Linked DNA regions of Mus musculus: regions 1 and 3 are each linked to region 2. The links are chromatin loops, found by intact Hi-C in ENCODE. Cell type or tissue: heart. All regions are shown on one strand. Each heading gives the region's core, and the rest is flanking DNA. Links, peaks and the distances in the headings are about the cores only.

What was found. A loop is a pair of places that touch in the nucleus more often than their neighbours do. Peaks named below come from ENCODE experiments on the same cell type or tissue, not always from the same donor. Only the 100,000 strongest peaks of a DNase experiment are listed, where the experiment ranks them.
Region 1: a loop joins it to region 2, with 4 times the contacts of the local background. A loop is called at or near these places in 5 of 42 quality-filtered maps.
Region 3: a loop joins it to region 2, with 2.5 times the contacts of the local background. A loop is called at or near these places in 6 of 42 quality-filtered maps.

Annotation. Positions count from the first base shown.
Region 1 is chr1:59,881,173-59,888,696 of GRCm38, forward strand. No RefSeq gene overlaps it. Among named protein-coding and RNA genes, the nearest start is that of Fam117b, 28 kb to the right of the region's middle. In heart, for the core only: a CTCF peak has its summit at 2,771 (motif pointing right); a DNase peak (open chromatin) is centred at 2,759.
Region 2 is chr1:59,759,903-59,767,426 of GRCm38, forward strand. It overlaps Bmpr2 (bone morphogenetic protein receptor, type II (serine/threonine kinase)), which reads left to right and starts at 4,377. Exons shown (of 13, transcript NM_007561.4): 1 at 4,377-4,826. The coding sequence starts at 4,751. In heart, for the core only: CTCF peaks have their summits at 3,571 and 4,860; DNase peaks (open chromatin) are centred at 3,529, 4,149, 4,649, 4,899 and 1 weaker place; H3K4me3 peaks cover 3,748 bases; H3K27ac peaks cover 3,051 bases.
Region 3 is chr1:59,841,530-59,849,053 of GRCm38, forward strand. Bmpr2 (bone morphogenetic protein receptor, type II (serine/threonine kinase)) reads left to right here. Exons shown (of 13, transcript NM_007561.4): 4 at 1-12; 5 at 1,214-1,305; 6 at 3,949-4,179; 7 at 5,529-5,643. Among named protein-coding and RNA genes, the nearest start is that of Fam117b, 68 kb to the right of the region's middle. In heart, for the core only: CTCF peaks have their summits at 2,415 (motif pointing left) and 3,013; no DNase peak of the experiment used is centred there.

The sequences.
Region 1 (7,524 bases), core at 847-5,846, 120 kb after region 2:
AACAAACTCAACCCTTGGGATCCTAAAATAGAACTGTCAAAAATTCAAGGGCAGGCTGGAGAGATGGCCCAGCAGTTAAGAGCAATGGCTATTCTTTCAGAGGTCCTGAGTTCAATTCCCAGCATCTACATGCAGCTCACAGCTGTCTGCAACTCCAGTTCCAGGGAATCTGACAACCTCACACAGACATATGCGCAAAACACCAATGCAATAAAATAAGAATAAATAAATTATATTTTAAAAAAATCAAGGCCAGCAGCCAGGGCTATGTGGCAAAACTGTCAAAAAAAAAAAAAACCCAAAAAACTAAACAAAACAAAAAAGCCAAGTGATGGCGCTAACAGTCTGGTCTCTTGAGTTTGAGGCCAGCCTGTTCTACAGAATGAGTTCCAGGACAGCCAGACTCCTACACAGAAAAACCCTTAAAAAACACACAAACAAAAAAGGGAGCTGTCTGTGCTGACCTGTGTTTGACCCCAGATCCCATGGTAGGACAGAATGGACTCCAAAGATGACCTCCGATGTCCCCACATTGTATTGTGAACAACTTTTTTTTAAATTTGAAAGTGGGTCAGACTGGCACCTTAAAAAAGAGCAGCAGACCTTGACATATGTGACTCTGTTGTAGAGGAGCACTTTGTGTCCTGGAGACCAAAAGGATTAAGGCAAAGGCAAAGTTGCCCTGAAGTGTGGATAGTGTCATCCGGCTTACCACCCTGTCTTCTTGCCCTCCCTTTTAACTAGGAAGGGAAAAACTCTATTCAAGAAAACAGTCTTTGTATGCTTGGGTGGTATGGGGTGGGGGTGGGGTGAGGGGTGGGGTGAGGGGGTTGTAAATGGAACAGAAAAACAGGTGAAAGTTTTCCATTCTTACCAACTTTTTTAGTAGCATTTAAATCATCAGTCTTTTATGTATAATGTCATGGAAGATATGCTTCAATTCCTAAGGGGGGAAAATGAAAAGACATACATTATTATCTTTAGACATCATGGAGAACTTCAAAAATACCAAGGTCTGGGGACAACATACATGTAGTTTACAGACAGACAAACAGACAGGCAAAACAGCCATACACATAAAATCTTTTTTGTAAAAGTCATGTCTCTTCACTTCTAGGAAAGTAATTTAAAAAAAAAAATGGCTATGATGGTTGCAGGTCTGTAATCCTAACACTTGGAAGACTGAAACAAGTTTGGCATAATCCAGAAAATTTAGCAAGACCTTGTCGAAAACTAAGAGATTTGCTCTTATAAAAAAGCCAAAAGGAACTAGATTCACTTCAGGAATGACGAACTGACCATAATATCAAAACAAGAGGTGTCTTTAGGGTAACGGGGGGGGGGGGGGGCAGCACATGTCTCATCTCTTATGAACCTGTGAAGAAAAGGATACATACCAAAGAGGTTAGGCTTTCAGCATCTGAGTGATTCATGTACTTGCCTCTTCCACAGCTTGCCGAACATGTGCTAGCAGAGATGCTTGTTTTCTTGAAACACTACCTTGGTGTAAAGCTACACTGTCCACAGTGGAGGAAAAACAAAGGTACAAGATAAACGGAACATTTTTGAAAGAGCTAAGACGTGATGCCTAGCACTCTGGGCTCAGCTCCCAGTACCACAGACGGGAAAAGTAAACAGATAACTGTCCATCTCCGTAACTCTTACTACTCCTTCCCAGTTGTCTGAAGACTCTACTCTGAGAGTTGGTCTTCCCTCCAAGCAGTCTGTCTGTGTCAGTGGTCGTACCAGACCAGCAGGCTCCTGATCTTTAACCTGAACTTGTAATGTATCCACTTGTGGCCACACTCATGCCCAGCTCAGCCTTCCTTCAGCACTCCTGTGGAGTTTTGGGTTAGTTGATTGGTTTTTAAGACAGGGTTTCTCTGTGTAGCCCAGGCAGTCCTGGAACTCACTCTGTAGACCAGAAATCCTCCTTCCTCTGCCTCCCAGGTTCTGGAATTAAAGGCGTGCCACACCACCCACTTCCTCTCAGGACCTACTGTCCTGTAGGCAGGAGAGGCCCATCAGTTTTCTGTCTCAAAAATAACAATGTTTAATTGACTGCTCTGCTAATGCCAAAATGCTATTCTTTTTCACTTTTAAACCGTTTTTATTTAACCTCTGTTAATCTGGCTTCTTGGGCTGGAGACAGGTCAGTGGTGGAACTTGCCTGGCAGGTTTGATCCCCAGTACTACCTAACCATACACACATGCATATAGGAGGCATGCATCTCAGCCCTTCTAAATTACTCTGGGCTCTTGAAAGCCATTAGGATGTGTGTCACTCTTTTTTGGAGTTAAGTTGGACAGAATGATCAGCAGTGAAGGAGAGTATGGCTGTGATGTACACACACACACACACACACACACACACACATACATACATACATTCACACACAGCCAGCACCCAGCACCCTGGCTTTGAGAAGAGTAAGTCTGGATTTTCAGATATTTCAAATGCTTTTATTTTGCATTTATAGTTATCATTTTTAACTTTTCTCATAATATTTAATAAAATGAGAGGTCATGCAAAGTCGTCAACCTTTACAGATATCCATGGATGTAGGAAGAGGAGGTTCTCCATTTGACAAGGAAATTGTCAACCTTGACAGAGGTCTCTTACACCTTTATCATCTAGTCAACAACCAGTGGTGATCTACAGGACCAGACACCATTCCTGAGATAGTTTTATAAGATGTCCCCAGTAGTTATCCTCCAGGTCATGTTAATGGCACAGTAGCAGAAAGTCTGTGTGCCACCTGACCACTAGGCGGCACTGCTGGTCCGAGTTCTGATTGCTAGACTGCTTCCTTTTTCAAAGACCATCACTTGTTTTGTTTGTAATGTTTTAATTTTTATTACATTTATTTATTTATTGTGAGTGTGTGTGTGCACTCTAGCACACAAGTGCCATGGCTGCATATTGAGGTCAAAGGACAACTTGTGTGAGTTTATTCTTTCCTCCTACCACATGGGTCCCAGGAATCAAACACACAGTTGGATACAAGTACCTTTTCCTGCAGTCCTGAAAAAAAATTTTTTTTGACTACCAATATCCAGCTATCATGGCAAGGCCTATGAGCACAATGTACATTTAGGTCTAGTTATGAGGTGTGAACAAGGTAGAAAGCCTACAGATTGGTCCTTTCCAGAAGAACACAGCCTACACCCAGACTTTAGCATGATATTATAGCTTTGCTTGAATTATACAATGAAATGTGAATTACAGGTGACTTATTTTTGTGCATGGATATATGTGTGTATATTGGGGGGGGGCATGTGTATGCTTTGTCAAGTGAGTGCAGTATAGAAGACAACCCTGGGTATCAGACCTTACCTTCCAACTTCAATGCAAGGTCTTTCTTGTTTATACCTTCGCTGCATACTCCATTTTGCCTTAGGCATACTAAAATTACACACAGACATGGACCACTGAATCTGGCTTTTACATGAGTTCAGGGACCAGAACTTGAGTCATTAGGCTTATACAGTAAGCACTTTGACCAGCAAAGCCATCTCCCCAACCCATAATTTACTAAGACATCAGGAAAGGCCTTTCATGGAACCCTAGCATTTGGAAGAATTCTACCAAAGTTTATCCAAGTTCTGTGCAAATATTTTATAAGAGAAGTTGGGTTTTAGAAGTTTGTTTGTTTGTTTGTTTGAATTGACTGGCTTCTTCGATATTTAATTTTTGGAAGAAGTAGTTTCTGGTTACTGTAGTATTTTTTCCTGCTTACAGTTTCTACCTTAAGGGCCTGGCATGGTGGAGCACAGTTTTAGTCTCGGCAGAAGCAGAAGCAAAAGGATCTCTCTGAGTCCCAGGCAAGCCTGACCTACAGGGCAAATTCCAGGATAGCCAAGACTACACAGAAATTTTCTGTCTCAAGAGATTTTCTTTTCTTTCTACCTTAAAATTACATATGCACCAGCATTAAGAATCCGGTTGGGTAAGCAGCTCGTGCCATACAAGAATGAAGACCCGAGTCCCCAGAACCCACACAAGAAAGCTGGATGTGATGGTACGCACTTGTAATCTCAGTAGGGGAGGCACAGGCAGGAGATTCCTTGGGGATCTGCCTGTGCCTTCCCTGAGCCAGCCAACTGAGCAAGCCTCCCGACAACCTACCAGCCAGTGAGAGACCTTTCCTTAAAAAGGGAGGTGGGGCATTACAGCTAGTTAAGGGGGGTTAACAGCCTGAGTCCGATCCCTGGAGCTCATGGTGGAGGAAAGACCTTCAGCAGTTCTCCTTCCCTCCACATGTTCAACATAGCATATTTGCACCTCTGCCTCCTCACCCCAGACACACTCAAATATATTAAAGCAAAAAATGGATACATACATACATACATACATACATACATACATATTAATACAAAGATAAGGTGGATGGCTCCAGAATGATGACACCCAAGGTTGTCTTCAGCCTCCATAGGCATGAACATCCGAACCTCTCTACCACAGACTACTTGAGGTGATTAGTTTATAAAGAGATACGGCTCCTGGTAAACCAGGCCACCTTAAATGATAGAGTTACCTATCTCCATTTCTATCTGGCTCAGCAAGTAGTGACTTCTGACCTACAAAGAAAACTTCCCAAGAGGAAGGAAATCCTCTCTGTTTCCCAACCCAAAACACATTTGAAGAGTTCATACAGACACCAGAACCAGGGCTCTTGATTTCAGCTTGGGTGGAATTCTTAGAATTTTAGTGAATCAAGTTTGCTCTAGAGTCCTCCTCTTAATTGCTTGTGATTTTCTGTGTCATTTGCGTATGTGACATATACGAGTGAACACTTTGGTGTCTGTCTAGGAAGAGACCAGTGTGATGAGCATACCAGTGAACTGGCCAGCTGTGTTTTGTTTGGTCTGAAAACTATCTGAAATTTGTTTTTATATGAATGCCTCTTTTGTGGGGCCTAGACTTTTCCCAAACCCAGTAACTCTCTCGAGTTACGCTCTACAAGATTTATTCATTTGTGTTACTTCCAAATCTCTGTAATCTTTCAGTTTGTACCTTCTCCAAAACCCTTTTTCCAGACATAACATGAATACAGAGCCTGGAGGATATGCCTGGCATTTTACGCACACTGGGGAGGAGAGCTAGCCACCTACTTTGAAGCAGGCCAGCTTGCATGCTCTCCAGCCCTTCCACTCTCCCATAGGATGGATGCTGCTGTTACCTATGTCTCTATTCTTCTCTGTGATCTCTGAAACCTACATTTGAACAGGGTGCAGTATTCATTTGTGAGTATTAACCAGTGAAAACCAAAACCAAAACCAAACAATAGTATTATCCTATCCCCTAGTGGATTCTCTTAAATCAAAAAATAAGCATTCGAGGCTGGAGATAGAGCTGAGATACTGAGATACTGAGTGCTTGTCCAGGAAGCACAGACTTCACGTTCATTCCTAGCACCAGAAACAAGCACCAGGAAACACTCCATTCATAAGTGTGCATCACCAAGCAGGTGGGACTCTCAAAGCTCACCGTTTGAGCTGAGGGGACAAGATGGAGACAGTGGACGACACACCTATAATCCTGGCGTTTGGGAGGCAGAGGCATGTGGATCTCTGAGTTCGAGGCCAACCTGGCAGTGAGTTTTAGGATAGTAAGGACTACTACATTATGAGAGTCTGCCTAAAAAAAAAAAAAAAAGCCAGCCCATTTGTAAGCTCCATTTGGTTGTTTTTATATAAGTTTCTCTAAAGCATTAAAACCATGGTCAGAGGAAACAATCAAGGAAGGCAGAAAGGGAAGGTCACTCTGGAGAGAGGCAGATGAAACAAAGGTTTCATGTCAGCCCTGTGGAGGCTCAGAGAGAGGAGTGCTTCAAAACCCTGGCTTTACCACAGACTGAGCAAGAGCCGTGTGGAGCTGTGTCACCAGCCTCCCATCCACCTCCACAGTCGAGACTCAGCGGTAGGTGCTTCTCATCCAGTTTCTATCTGGCTATGTCTCTGCTACGTAGTCTTGTAGTTGCCTCTGCCAAAGAAAACACTGATGATAGGCTATTTTTAAAATTAGGGGAAAATCCCCCACACACTTTGTTTTTCTTCTCCAAGCTGTGAAATCCTTCCAATTGGCCTCATTCTCCAACAGGGTTTTTTGAGATCAAAGACTGAGGGACTTCCAAAGTGTGTCTCACATTATAAAACATCCAGGTGTGCACTTTAAATCTGCTATCTGAAAAATCAAGCTTCATACAGAGACACTGACTGTTCACCAATACTTCTTTTTTTCATGGGCTCTCTTGTCTGGTACAAATAGTCTTTTTACTGGGGCATTTATCATGCAAATAAGCATGTTCAAGTATAATGTGAAAGGGTGAAAAGGAAACTGAGCAACACAGGGATGTGACAGCTGCCAACTTCATAGAAAGCAGCAGCACGCCACATGCCAGGTAATTCCACTCTATCTGCCCGTGGCTTGCTTTTCTCCTTCTCTTTCCTTTTCTTTTCTGAGACAGGGTTTCTCTGTGTCACCTCTGGCTGTCATGGAATTCACTTTATAAACCAGGCTGGCCTTGATCCTACTGCCTCTGCCTCCCCAGTGCTGGAATTAAAGGCTTGATCTACCTCGGCCCCTGCATCTTTCTTAATAAATTCCTATGCAGGAGTAAAACATAAAATGCCCTCATTTGTGATCTTCTTCAGCCTGTTAACACCGCTCCAAACAGAAAGCAGCAAGACAGAAAGGAAATTACCTGTGCCATTTAAAAGGGGGAAACAAACATTTTAACATCATTTTCCTTTATGTCCCAGAACTTTTAAAGCACTTTGGACTTTTGACATCTCAGAGAGAGAGAGAGAGAGAGAGAGAGAGAGAGAGAGAGAGAAAGAGAGACTGAATATGAATCAGAGACAAATTAAAATTTGGAAAGTGAGAGGGCCACCTGGAATTCATAAAGCCCTAATCCCCTCTGATCCCCCAGACCAGTTGAATAGGGAACTTATTGTCCTGGACACATAGCAGGCTACTGTCACTAGGATAGAGGAAAGGGTGGGGTTGAGTAGGCTGCCCACTTGATAGAAAACACACCAGACTTACCCCTAGGGACTGATGACAGGATCCAAGCTCCCACCCTCCCACAGCTCTGTACCTGTGTCTGGCAAGCACAGGAACCTACATTTCTGAGATGTATGGCTTATTTCACAGAGTTTATAGTGTCCCTCCCACACTGCTACCTCAAGCCCAAGGCTCTCACACATGCTATATTCTAGCCCTAAACTATACCCTAGTCTGGAGCATTTTTTAAAAGATTTATTTATTATTATATCTAAGTACACTGTAGCTGTCTTCAGAAGAGGGCATCAGATCTCATTATAGATGGTTGTGAGCCACCATACAGTTGCTGGGATTTGAACTCGGGATCTTTGGAAGAGCAGTCAGTGTTCTTAACCATTGAGCCATCTCTCTAGCCCCTGGAGCACTTTTTAAATTGTAGATTTATGATTGTGGTCTAGGTTAAACCTTAATTTGGTTGCCTTATTTGCAGTATGTTTACCTTTAAGAAAAAAAAA
Region 2 (7,524 bases), core at 987-5,986:
CTTTCTTTCTTTCTTTCTTTCTTTCTTTCTTTCTTTCTTTCTTTCTTTCTTTTAATGATTGTGCCATTTATACTTAGAAGAATTTAGTATTTCTGAGCTCTGTCAACTCTGATATGTCTTCATTGGTAGACCATAAACTCTGAATTCTCTTTGGACTTTATTCTAGTTCTAGATCTAATAATCTGTTTAAGTCAGGTCAGTTGGTTCATGCCAATAGTCACAGCAGTGAAGAGGCAGGATCAAGGCCAGTCAGGGCTGTACATTGGGACTCTATCTCAATTAAAATTCCCAAACTAATGTCCTCTCCTAATCTGGGCCTTGCTTTTTGTCAGTTCTCTAATTCAAAGGAAAGACAGACTCCATGAAGGACCATAATACACAATGAGGATACATCAAATTTTCAGATGGTGTTGGTTTGTCTACCTGGATTTTTGTGTCCTGGATTCCTTACCTCCAAGTTTCCCCGTATATTAGAATACCTTACTTGTTGGGCTTTTGATGTCTGGAGTACTAGAGATTATCCCTTGGACATGTGCGTGATGCTAGAGCTTTTCTCAATACTCAGGGGTCCTCCTCTAGTAAAGTACTTCCTACTCTTCTGAAGTTAGATTTGGCTACGTGACTTCACTGGCTAATAAAATGGGAATTGCTCTGGTAGGAGATATTTGACTATTTTTAAACCAGACAGACCCCTGGGTGGCAGTTGTGAATACTTTTAAACCCAACACATGGGAGGCAGAGGTAGGCAGATCTCTGTAAGTTCAAGGCCAGCCTGGTCAACAAAGTAAGTTCCAGCACAGCCAAGGATACACAGAAAAACCCTGTCTCAAGAAAACCAAAAAGCAGCCAGAGCAAGACATTGAACATCTAGGAATTAAAATCTTACAATCCCTACTCTGGCAATCCTGAAAGCCTATGTCTCTTTTTTTTTGGCTTTTGGAGACAGGGTTTCTCTGTATAGCCCTGGCTGTCCTGGAACTCACTTTGTAGACCAGGCTGGCCTCGAACTCAGAAATCTGCCTGGCCCGCGCCACCACCACCCGGCGAAAGCCTGTCTTAGTGAAGCACCTAGCAAGGCAGGGACCTCAGGGACTGCATAGAAGAGCATGTCGCTATGTTGAGTTCCTAAATACACATGACACATTCTTTCTCCAAACATTCAAAGCCGGGGTAACTGACAGTTCTCAGGTGGGTGCTTCTTTGAGGGTTTTTCTTGGCTCAAGTTACCTTCCAACCCTGGGTACAGTCTTTATGCAACTGGTGTTCTACTACATTTTAGGACAATGAAAGGCCTATCCCAGAGCCCCTGGATGAAGCCTTAGTTGCAACTATGTTACACTCTATCCCATACTCTCTAGTCCTGACTTCCTTGGTCCTATAGAGATATTCTTAAGCTGCATACAGACCCCATGATAGGCCCACTGATGCTTATCCTATCAAACACAAAACAGGATAAATAAATTTTTGCCTCAATAAGTTAATGATCAGGATTTGTGGGATGTTATTACAATGTAGCCCTCCTCATCAACAAAGAGACCACACCAGATCACTCTGCACTCGCAGTTCTGTTTTCACCAGAATTAGACTAGTATTGCCTGTCTTGTGTCAAAGATAAGTTATTGCTAAGTTTTAATTCTTCTAAATGTTCTGTCTCACTGGGAATAGTCACATCTCGATTGTAAAGGCAACAGAAAAGGAACGAGCACTGCGTGCAAATCGAGGTCTGCTGATGAATTATTCCAGCTAAGTTAGTGGCATGAACTTTTTCCACATGAATTTCCTAAGACTTCTTTCCGACATAATTTATTTCACATTTATAACATGTATAAGGGTACTTAATGTTTCTTAGGAAAATTTTATGCAAATAATAATTGAATAATAAAGTACTTGACCTCAATTCGAGGAAGAAAAATTGTATTTCACCAGCTAATAAACTTCCTGCACCTTCAACATCTGTCATTTCTTTGACAACTAGATCTCATGTCTTGAAAGCTAAATGTGAAAACAATACCAGATCCTTATTTTAGGCCTTTTAGGCCTTTTAGGCAAAACAAAATATGGTATTCAAGCTAAAGAGTTAATGCATATGCTCCTTATTTTTCAAAATGTATTATATATATATATATGTATATGTATATATGTATATGTATATATATATATATATATACACACACACACACACACACACACACACATATATATCTGCCTGAAGGATAAACAGTATAAAAGTATTTCAGCTAAAAAAGGGCCCTGGGCAGATATTACAACTCTTAATTATAGCAGATATTTACTATGATAACAGAAACCAGTTTAAGGAATGTGATTTATTAACATCACGTTCAGATACAGAGATAAAAGGAGGCTTGAATAAGCAAGCGAACAGTAAGGCTTGAGGAGTGTGTTTATGAAGGTATCCTGGAACTGCCCTTAGCCACAATGAAAGACCGGCAAAACCAGCCTTCAGAACAACCTTTCTGCCTACTAGAAGAAGGGAGGGCTAGACTTCACCTCTTAAGATCGCCCTCCCACGCAAATTTTCCACCTCGCAGTTAAAGAATTAAACCCAGACTTCCGATCATGGCGCCAAGCACGTCATCTTCTCCCCTCTCCCCTAGCAAAAATCCCACCCAAGTCGGCTGACCCTGTAGGGGATCCCTTCCCTATCCTGGTTGCCTGAATCAAGCCAAATTGAGATTTTTTTTTTAAAGAGGTTTAAAGTGGTTAGGAAACTGCAGTGCTGGCGGGACTGTCTCTATTCGATGAGTGAGGAGCTAGGACCACACTCCATACCTAGAAGCAACTACACTGCGTCGCAGTTCTCCTTTAACAGGCCCTGCAAAGACCCTCGGGCCTTTGTGAATAAAACCCTCCCCAGGAGAGGTGCGGGCGGAGCAGGAGACGCGCACGCACAGCAGGCCGGCGTGTGCGATCTTAAGTTTTCTCTCCGGTCTCGCGTGCTCGCAATTGCTCAGCAGCCTTGTCATCCAAGAGGGCCCCGGGGATGGCTGTTCGAGGAAAGCCCGACCCAGACTAGCGCACACACGTCAGCTTCGCGGTCTTCATGACTGAGGCAGGAGGCTTTTGTTTGGGCCGCGACGGGAGGGGGACCCGACGAGGCCCGGGTCTCGGCTCCTGGGAAAGGCGGCTCGGTCGGGATTCTCAGGGAAACCGAGGAGGATGCGCCCGCCGCCACCAACAACGACGGCGTGCCTTCGAGGCTTCTCGCCCACCTTCCCGGGTAGCCTTTAACCTACGTTAAACAAAAGATTGTGGCCGCCCTCCCTTACACGCTTGAACAGATCGCACGGCGTCCACGTGCGGAGCGTTCGCCTGTGTGAGGAAAGGGACCTAGGCTGCCCACCCGCAGCCCACGACAACCCTTCCCTGCACTGGGCGCCCAGGCGAGAGACGCCGCGCGAGGGCCTCACTCTCCAGCAAGCCTGGGAGTGAGGGGCGGGGCCGGGCGGGGCCGCGGGCGCGCAGGCGCAGTGCGGCTCAGTGGCGCCGCCGCCGCCGCCGCCGCCGCCGCCCGCGCTGCACCACAGGCCCGAGACAGACAGGGGTCGGCTGGAGAGCCGGAGACTGAGAGGAGGCGGCGGCGGGGGCGGGGCGACTCCGGTGACCGGGAGCGCCTCAGACTGGCAGCTGCGGCGACTCCCCCCTTTGTGTCTGGTCTGCTTGGAACCGCTGGAGGTGCTTCCCGGAGGGGCTCGGGGTGTTTCGCAAGCTCAGCTGCCCACCCCCTTCCTCGGCCACCTACGTCCGTCTTCCCGCCGCCCCCCGCCCTCGGCCCGCGACGCCCGAGCTCCGCCCGGAGCCCAGAGCTGCGGAGAACGAGGCGGCGGCGGCGGCGGCGGCTTTCTCCAGAGGGGCTGTGATTCGCTCCCGCAAGCCATCGACGGGAGGAGACCCGGTTTTCATGGTGGAATTTACTTCAGGCAAGAGCGAGGGGCTGGAGTAGCCGAGAGCGAGGCCGCGGGCGGAGCGCCCTCGAAGGGCCAGCCCCGCACCTCCCCGCGTGTCGCTCGCCCGGGCTCGCCGCGTCGCCGCGACCCTCCCCTCCCCCGCGCCCCGAGGCCCGGCCTGAGCGACCCTCGCGCGATTGTTCCGAGGAAGCTGTGGACTCGCCCATGGAAGCAGGCACCTTTTTCGACCCAGTCGGTGGGAAGGATTTGTTGATGTCGAAATCCGAGTGAAGGAAGCAACGAAGCGAAACTTTAAAAGGAACCCCACTGTCCTCGGAGTACGGAGCGATGCTACTCCGGCGGCCGGGCGCCGCTGCCTGCCCCGCTTCGCCCTTCCCGGCGGTCGGGAACTTGTTCTGATCCTCAGTGCTCCCATCGAGTCCCCGCCCTCCCCCCCCCCCCCCCCCCGGCACTCTGGATATGTTTTCTCCCAGATCTGGGTATTTTTTTGATATCGTGAAACTACGAGGGAAATAATTGCAGGGGTTTCTTCTGGGCTCCCTGCGTCTTCCCCATGGACATGCCTTCAATTTGGGGAGCCGAGACACCCCGTCCTAGGCGAATGAAGCCCCCCAGCCACGAGGGAGCGAAATGAAGGGAAATTCTGCAGTGGAATGAGAGCTCTACTAGCTAGGTCCTCGCATCTGCCATTTGTCCTTTCAAACTGCATTGTAATCCGGGCAGGATAAATCAGACGAAGAGCAGCCTCCTAGCCGGATTTCTCCGCCCGAATTTACTTTCCAGATTTCTTTTCTTTGCCCTCCTGCTTCTTTGCTGGCCCAGGGATGACTTCCTCGCTGCATCGGCCCTTTCGGGTGCCCTGGCTGCTATGGGCCGTCCTGCTGGTCAGCACTACGGCTGGTGAGTAGCCCTAGGTGGTATGTCCCAGCTCCTACTCCAGTGGGTGGCGAGGGAGAGAGCCTGCAGAGGCCGAGCCCTGTGCTCTCCCCTCGCAACGTGTGCTCTCGGATCCGGGTGGAGGAGCCAGCCAGGGAAATCACCTTCGGTGTTTGCGTGTTGTTTCCCGTCCCTACTCCCGTATTCCCTGACCCCTCCCCCACGGGGGGAAAAAGACATATTGGGTGTGGTATCTTGACATTTTTAGCTGTGAGGTAATGCAAGGATTAAAAATAATATTTTAATCACTAGTGAACTGTCTATTAGATTTTTGGAGATAAAGGTGGTTTTTTTACTTTGATGGAAAGAAGCAGATTTGGTTTACAATAAAAAGAACAACTAGACACACACTTGATTGAACCTTATTTTTACATTTAGATCACTCTTTGGGAATCCACATTACTTTTCGTTATTTAAAAATGTTACCTGAAAAAAAATGTTACCTGATGAATAGAGTAAACGTTGAGGAAGTCACTGTGTGAGAATCTTGATAACAGTGTATACTAACACAGTTGATGTCATCATTAATATTGTTTTGCTCCCAAGAATCTTAACTATTCTCTGTCTCTTTATCCTGGATATTCTTAACTTTGTATCCCTTTGGAATTACTGTTGGGCACAGAAGTGTTTTTGATAACTTTTCTATTAGTCATCTGGCGTCTGTTGGTTTTCCTGTCATTGAGACAATTTTGACCTCACATCAGACTTCGAGGAGATTTGACTCCTGAAAGTTCTTTGACATTTTCCTAACGTGTGAAAGGAAATGCTACTCCCCTTTCCTTTGGCCATTTCCTCTTTACTTCTCAATCGCCTTGAGAAAAAAACAACTCATATTCTCATTGCAGTTATTTTCAAGCAACAGTCTTCTGTGATTTGCTTTTAGAAAATTTCAGGAATGAATTCTTAAATAGTCACATGAAGTATGCATTTAAAATTGAGTACACAAAGTAATGGTTTTACAATTTTTTAAAAAGTAATTTTCACATTCAGTGAATTCTTCATTGCTGTATTAGACACAGAGATTACTTGTTTAATTTACATTTTAGATGTCTGTTCTGGGAAAATACTGAAAGAAAATTTGAAGTTCCCTTTTGTGAATTTGATACTATTGTCTATATTGATTAATATGTAGTATTTCATATTTTTAGTTATGAGTGTAGTCTTTAATGGCAAAGCCATTTCTCAAGCACCATTATATTTAGAGTTTTAATAATGAATCTATGTATTGTTAAAAATCATGGGAAATATGATTTGATTACATATTGAAACTTGATATTTTAATATTTTCGATTGTTTCAATTATCTTTGAAGCAAAACTGAACACATTTCCTCCAAATTTCCTTGTTAGCTGTTTAAATTCTCTAACCACAAATCATGTGGTTCCTGTAAAATATGAAAAGAGTAAAAATGGCCTTGACACGTAAGCAGTCATTCGGCAAGCAGAAGCCCAAGAACATTTTGTTTTAAAATTTTGATCATTTTGATCGTTTTAGAATCTTTAGAATACAGATTCTCATTTATAGTGTTGTGCTGATAAAAATCAGAAAAAACACCCCAAAACCCAAAACCCATTGATTTCAAAACAATTATTTAGTAAATGGATTTATTTTGTCTTCTTTTTAAAAGGGTTATATTTAAAGAATCCTTGTATAAAAGTGAGCTTAGCCAGCCCCCTCCCCACCCCCCATGTTATATATGATGGCATCTTTGAAGCTGGATTTCAGAGCTGTAGTAGCTGAGTTTACTGAGTGCTTGCTATGCACCAACAAGTATTAAATGACCTTTATATATATTTCCTCCTCCAGTCAGGCCTCTCGACAATTCTGCGTTGTAGGTTTTTATTATTATTTTCCTTTTACAGCATTTGAGAGAGAATTAAGTATAAAACTTTAAGTAACTCATCACATAGTAAATTGTGGAGCCAGGATTAAAACCTGTATCTTTCTCTTCCTCCTTGGTGTTAACAACAGCAGCAGAGCCAGCAACAACTTCCTCTCCTTGTAACTGGAACATGAGATAAAGCAATGCTTTTGCCAGGTTAACTTTGAAAGGAGGTTTGGATATTTATAAACTAGTGGTGTAGGTACTGATCATGCACTGCCATGGTTCTGAACATGTAAAAACTTTGTCTAACAGGTGGATCTCTATGAGTTCAAGGTCAGCAAGGTCTTAGTGAGTGCTAAGACAGCCAGGGCTACATAGAGAAACCTTGTTACAGAGAAAAGACAAAAGAAAACTTTGCCCAGTAGTGGATTATCTAGTGCAGCTTCACTAAGTACAAAGTGACTAGGGAGGGTCTGTGTAGATTTGGAGTATACTGATGAAGTGATGTAACTGGTAGGTGCAATTGATGTAATTGAATAGGAGAAAAAATATTGCAAGACTAATAAATATTATGTCATTCTTTGGGATCCTGGATACGTTATCTTTGGTGGTGGTGGTGTTTTAGGGCAGTGTGTCCTGCAACTCTGTGTAGTCTAGTTGGATGCAAGCTCTTGGCAGTTCTGTCTCAGCCTCCCAAGCACTGGGGTTACAAGTGTGAGCTACCAAGTCAGCTTTACTAAATATATAATTTCTTTTGAGATGATTTTAATCTCTTTTACTCTGAGTAAGTTTTGGACTCCCTAATTCTAAGAACAGTCGATATGCAAATAATTGGAAT
Region 3 (7,524 bases), core at 847-5,846, 81 kb after region 2:
GAATGTTGACAGGTAAAACAAAATACTACTTTTGGTCTTATCATTTAGTAAACATGCCATTTAATCAGAATTTATTTTCTTTAAGTTTTTTTTTTTTTTAACATTTATTTGTTTAGTTATTGTGTAAAGGGAGGACGGTCATACGTGAATGGAAGTCAGAGGATAACTTGCAGGAGTCGTTTTTTCCTTCTACTATGTGGATTCTAGGGACCAAATTCAGGTCATCATGTTTGGTGACATACAGCTTCACCACTTGGTGAACTGCTTGCCAGCCCCATGGTTTCCCTTTAAAAACCTCCGTGGAAAATCCATGTACAAACACACATAGTTGTCTCCATTTTCAGCTTCAACAAACATTTTCACCCAATTTTTACAAGAATTTTTTAAAATTTATTTTTATTATTGTGCCTGTGCTTGCCTATGTGTATCATATCTGTGCTTCTTGGAGGCCAGAAGATGGCATTGCATCGCTTAGAGCCAGAATTATGGTGGTGGTTTAGGAATCAGCACTTATTCATACATTTTAGTAATTCTACCAGAATTTTCTTAAAAATTCAGTATTATAATTTTATACTTTTTTTTTTAAAGATTTATTTATTTATTTATTATATGTAAGTACACTGTAGCTGTCTTCAGACACTCCAGAAGAGGGCGTCAGATCTTGTTACAGATGGTTGTGAGCCACCATGTGGTTGCTGGGATTTGAACTCTGGACCTTCCGAAGAGCAGTCGGGTGCTCTTACCCACTGAGCCATCTCACCAGCCCAATTTTATACTTTTAAACTGAGTCATCATGGAATTATCTCACAGAATTCTGCTGTCATGCTGTTCATTATTTATCTTCATCATTATTATATATTATATATATGTATATATATATTATTCATTATTAGTGATTTGTTTTAACCCCTGCTGCAGCTCTTCTTAACTGTAATATATTTTTAATTAATTTATTTTTATTTCATGTACATTTGTGTTTTGCCTGAATGTATGTCTGTGTAAGTAAGGATATCAGATCCCCTAAAACTAGAGTTTGAGACAGTTGTGAGCTGCCACATGGGGCTGGGACTTGAACCTGGGCCTCTGGAAGAGAAGCTAGTGCTCTTGACACCACTGAGCCATCTCTCCAGTCCCTTAACTGTAACTAACATTAAGAGGTTGGCGTTTTCGTTTTAAGAAGGCTGTGTATCAGTAAGTGTTCTCACTCCTCTAGGAGACCGGAAACAGGGTCTTCACAGCATGAACATGATGGAGGCGGCAGCAGCAGAGCCCTCCCTTGACCTGGATAACCTGAAGCTGCTGGAGGTAAGGCTGTGCTTAGGTTGTTGTCTGTTCTGCTCATTAGCCACTCTCCTAATTAGTACTCGTTCATCTCAGGAGCTATTTAGAAATAAGCCTTTCTGAGCCTGGTCGTGCACACCTGTAATTCCAGCAGTCGGGAAGCAGAAGAAAGGATTTCCTCAGGTTCCAGGCCAACCTGGTCTGTGAAGCAAGTTTCCAGCCAGGGCAGCATAGTGAGACCCTGCCTTAAAAAAAGTGGAGAAGGAGAATGTCTAAGTGTGTTTGAAATGGTGTGTAGTTTAAGCACTGAGAGAAGTACCAACTGAAACATGGAGTTTTGCCCAGGATTTATATTTTCCCACAGTGGAGTTTGAGGCATGCCTCTGCCTTTTCTTTCTTTCTTTCTTTCTTTCTTTCTTTCTTTCTTTCTTTCTTTCTTTCTTTCTTTCTTTCTTTCTTTCTTTCTTTCTCTCTCTCTCTCCTTCCTTCCTTCCTTCCTTCCTTCCTTCCTTCCTTCCTTCCTTCTTTCCTTCTTTCCTTCTGTCCTTTCCTTCTTTCCTTCTTTCCTTCCTTCTTTCCTTCTTTCCTTCTTTCTTCCTTTTTTCCTTTTGTTTTGTTTTGTTTTGTTTTGTTTTGTTTTGTTTTGTTTTGTTTTGTTTTGAGACAGGGTTTCCCTGGCTGTCCTGGAACTCACTTTGTAGACCAGGCTGGCCTCGAACTCAGAAATCTGCCTGCCTCTGCCTTCCAAGTGCTGGGATTAAAGGCGTGCACCACCACGCCCACCGCCTCTGCCTTTCAAATGCTGTGTTTTGATAAGACTTTATTTCAGAGGGCTGTCTTTGTTTATAAAAATAATGGTACAAGACTGGGTATGGTGACACGCCTTTGATTCCAGTGCACAGGAACAGAGGCAGACTCTGACTTTGACGCTAGCTTGGTTTACATAGAGAGTTTTAGGATAGCCAGAGCTGCATATTGAGACTCTGTTTAAAAAAAACAAAACAACAGAGTCTGGAGAGATGATGTCTCAGTGGATAAGAGCACTGACTGCTCTTTCAGAGGTCCTGAGTTCAATTCCCAGCAACCACATGGTGGCTCACAACCATCTGTAAGGGGATCTGATGCCCTCTTTTGGTGTGTCTGAAGACAGCAACAGTGTACTTACAATAAATAAATAATAAATAAATAACTCTTTAAAAACAAACCAAACAAATTAAAAAAAAATAATAATATGTTAAACATGTATAAAGAAATGATGATACCAGCTGATAGTGGTACACACCTTTAATCCCAGCCCCTGTGAAACAGAAGCAGGCAGATCTCTGTCAGTACCAGGCCAGCCTGGTCTACAGAACAAGGCTACACAGAGAAACACATTCTCAAAAAACCAAACTAGCTCACAAAGAAAATAGTGGTAAATCACCAACCTGTTTTAATGAAAATTCCCTAGAAGCCAAAAATAAAGAGAACTGGTTACATTTTGCTATTTCTTTGTGCATTGAGTAAATTTTTATTCCATTATAGATAATGTGTATATTTTACTGTGGAACCCTCAGACTCTTGCTAATTTCTCATGTGTGATGGTTTTCAAAAAAAGATTTAATTTAATTGTAATTGTGTGTGTATGTTTCTGCATTTCTGCATGTGGTATGTACACATGAGTACAGCTGCCTGTGAATACTAGAAAGGGGTCTTGACGCTCCTGGAGCTGGAGTTATAGGCAGCTGTGAGCCATCTGCAGTGCATGCCGGGAACCACACTTAGGTCCTCTGGAAGATTAGTATGCTTTCATCCACTGAGTATCTCTCTAGCCCTGCGTGGTGTTTTTTGGGTTTGTTTGTTTGTTTGTTTTTGTTTTTTGTTTTTTTTGTTTTTGTTTTTTGTTTTTTGGTGTTTTTTTTTTTTGGAGACAGGGTTTCTCTGAATAGCCCTGGCTGTCCTGGAACTCACTTTGTAGACCAGGCTGGCCTCGAACTCAGAAATCCACCTGCCTCTGCCTCCCCAGTGCCTCCCCACGCCCGGCTTGCGTGATGATTTTTGTTACTTGTTTTTGTAAGCAGTTGACTTGGTTAAACATATACTACAAACGTGTCTTTTGGGCAGAAGCTCAACTCTCAGTTCAGTTACCTAGAATCTGTCTCACGTGGTCACTGAATTCCTTGCTCTGGTTTCTCTTTTGGAGGCATCTTCCCTCACCCTGTAGAAGCTCTAGTTGCCACAGATTACATCCTCTGGTTCAAAAGACCTTTTACTGTCATTTGTAGTTCCACTACTCAAAGCTGATTTGAGTCAGCTTTCAAGAGAAAACCCATAGAAAAGGTTAGCTCGCCATATATGCATTCTTTTCTTCTGTGCCTCGATGCCTTAGACTCTAACTGCTTTTGCTTATATAACAGTGTATCTAGGCCTTCCTTGGGTTTACTTTTCATTTTGTCCAGAGTATTTTGCTCTCATCAATTGGAAGGTTAGTCAGGTAGGAGCTTCATCAGCTACACCAGATGCAGATGCTGGCTGCTTTTTGGTAAGGAATAGACTGAAAGCAGAGCTGCTGTATATCATGGGGAATTGTAGGGGCTTTTGTTGTTGTTGTTGTTTTCATTTTAGTAAATTTAATTGTTCAATTTCAATGTGAATTAATAACTTGCCTTTTTAAAAACAAACTTACAGCTGATTGGACGGGGTCGATACGGAGCAGTATATAAAGGTTCCTTGGATGAGCGTCCAGTTGCTGTAAAAGTATTTTCTTTTGCAAACCGTCAGAATTTTATAAATGAAAAAAACATTTACAGAGTGCCTTTGATGGAACATGACAACATTGCTCGCTTCATAGTTGGAGACGAGAGGCTCACTGCAGACGGCCGCATGGAGTATTTGCTTGTGATGGAGTATTATCCCAATGTAAGTTCTTTAGAAAAAAGATCCTGCCATTTATTTTATCAGCACTTTGTTTGACATTCATTCTTGTGTAAGCACCTTGTCTCATCAGAAGCTTATTGTAATTTGTGGTTGAGTACTCTGAGGTGAACAGGTACATACATACAGTCATCCCTTAGTGTCCTCAGGCAATTGCTTCTAGGACACCTAAAACACGTGTGCGCACACAGACACAGACACAGACACAGACACACACACACACACACACACACACACACACACACAGACAGAAGTTCAAGTCCATTATATAAAATTCCATGTAGCATTTGTATGGTTGCATATCATTTTTTGATCATACAGTGAAAATGCCATGTTAATAGTTATTCACTGTTATACTGTTTATTTAGGAAACAATGACAAGAAAAATAATGCTATATACAGATGCAAAGATAATCTTTGGGTTTTATTTGTTTGTTTTTCTTGACTTTATTGGAGAAGAAACCAAGATCTGAACATGCTAAGCAAGTACTTTTCCACGTAGTTACCTCCCCATCCCTAGATACTTTTGATATAGTTGATTGAAACCTAGAATGTGAATCTGCAGGTATAGAGGACTGACTGTAGAGACTTACAAATATGTATTCTATTTATAAATTATAACAATATTGTTTGTAAAATTTGGTAAAAAATTTTTTTTCAAGTTAATCTGATTGTCCAAAGAAGTGTTTAAAAGGAAATAATCATCCATAATTTTAATGTTTCAAATATTAGGATTAATGTTGCTGTGATGAACCACTGTTACCAAAAGCAAATTGAGCAAGAAAGAGCCAACTGAGAAGTGCTGCATACTGGCTTGCTCATCTGCTTTCTTGTTTTGTGGTGGGGGTTGTTGTTATCATCTCTAGATATGATAGGCCTTTGTATGTAGCTCTTGCTGTCCTGGAACTCACTGTGCATACCAGGTTAGCATCAGATTCACAGAGATGTGCCTGCCTCTGCCTGAGATTAAAGGTGGGGGCCAATGTGGTTGGCTTTTTTTGTTATTGTTTGTTTGTTTGTTTGCTTTGGGATGTATGTGGGTTTTTATCCTGCTTTTTTATAGAACCCAAGACCATCAGCCTCTAATCACTAATTATGAAAATGCCCTACAAACTTACCTATAGGAAGACATGACTCAGATGACTGGAGTTTGGGTCAGTTACATAAAACTAGTCAGCATACTCTCTTCTTTTCTTTTCAAAAATACCTTATCATTATCATTATATCTTCATGGAATCCTAGCCTATGCAAATCCTTAAGAAGGTTGCCTAACTTGCCTTTTCTTGTTGAAGCAAATTAGTTTCAATGTTTGATATCTTTTTTCCTTTATACAGGGATCTCTGTGCAAATATCTGAGTCTCCACACAAGTGATTGGGTAAGCTCTTGCCGTCTGGCTCATTCTGTGACTAGAGGACTGGCTTATCTTCACACAGAATTACCACGAGGAGGTAAGATGAATGAAATTTTAATCATATTTTAGAAGAAAAATAATAATTTATACTGTTAAAATTTGAATATTAACTAATTGAAAGATCCAGCATGAAGAAACATATTTGAATATAACAGAAAGAAATGCAAGATGGATCTCATTAAGAATTTGAAGACTTTCTTTCTAAAAGTATACTTAAAGCTATTTTTAGAAAAAATTATTTGGAGGGAGTGTATCTCAAAGGTAGAATGCTTTCTAAGCATATATAAGACCTTTGATCCCTAATATCATAATATCAGACAAAAAAATCCTAGAGGTTTTTTTTAGACCTCTTGAAGTTTATTTGTGAACCTTAGGTTAATTCTCTTCGCTAGGCTATATTTTCCTTGTATTTGTTTTATGTGAATAAATAACAGAGTATTAGTTTTAATATTACATGGATCTTTTATTTCATAAGCTGTAATACTCAAATATCCTTTTATAAATTAAGGCTCTGCTACCTAGAGTCAAGGAAAGGAGGAAATAACAGTGGCTTTACTTATACATTTTTTTTCCTCATATACATAAGAATCTCAAGAGAGCCAAGCATGGTGGCTCGTGCCTTTAATCTCAGCAGTCAGGAGCAGCAGCTTGTAGATCTGAGTTTAAGGCCAGCTTAAGTTTACACAACAAGGTTCAGGTATACTAGGACTATATAGTGAGACCTGTTTTTAAAAACTCTCGGGGCCGAGTGAGATGGCACATACTTATAGTCCTCACACACACGAGGGTGAAGCAGGCTTGTGCACTGTAGGCCAACTGGGATGCCTAGTGATTCTGAGCCATTCTTTAAGACATAGTGAGACCTGGCTCCCAAAAAGAGGAGGAGGAAACCACGAGACAGAGGATTGAGATGATGGGCCAGTGGTAGAGCACTTGATGAGTGTGCACGAGGTGCTTGGCTTCAGTCCCTAGTAACAGTCAAAACCAGAGCTTAAAGAGAGTGTCGAGGAGGACTGGTTGGCAGCATGGCTCAAGGCTCCTGCAGTTCTTCTCTGCTGTCCTTCACATGTGGCTTTCATTTCACGGTTATCCCATTGTCCATTGTGCATAGGTAGCCCGGGGGGGGGGGGGGGGGGGGAAGAGGGACAAAGGATGGAATTGTCCCTTCCACTTCCAGAAGTTCCTGTCCTGCTCATATTAATCCACACTTACCCACTGCAGACCAGAAATGCACTTGTTTTGTTTTGGCTGAGTGAACTGCTGCTGAGACAGTGTAGGTTCCGTTATTGAGTGAGAGTGGATGGCAGTCTTGGCCTGGTATTCAAGCTATCTTCTAGTCCCAGATGGAGCTACAGTCTTCCGCAGCTGTATGCGCGTCTGTTAGATCCCTTCCTTCTCACTTTGTTTCGTGTGCACTGCAGCACAGGCTCCCTAAGTTAGCATGGCTGTGAAAACCGTGCCTCTGCGCTTTCCTGGGCTTTTACTTCTGTACCACAGTTTGTCATTCTGTAACTTGTCACTGCTCCTGTAGTCTCCCTGACCTCTTTAGTGAGGAGAACTTTAATGTATCCGTTTCTTACATCTTTGTTCCATATTATAATAGCATGGATCATCTTTTCTAGCTGATGCTTCATATATAAATAATTTCTTCTGAATAATTTATTGGCTCATTTACTTGACATCCGTTCCTGAGTACAAGATTGATCTGTTATTGCCTGCGTCAGCAACTTGTGCTCTTGCTTCATTGTTTTAGCACATTAGCCTTGGACTATTTCCTTACTTTTAAATATTATAACTCCTTTTGGAAGCTGGCTTAAAACAGAATTTAAAATATCTTCCTAATTCCTCTTTCAAGGTTTGCATGATTCAGCAAGGTTTTAAATCAAATACTGGCTGAATTTTTTTTTTAACCTAAGCA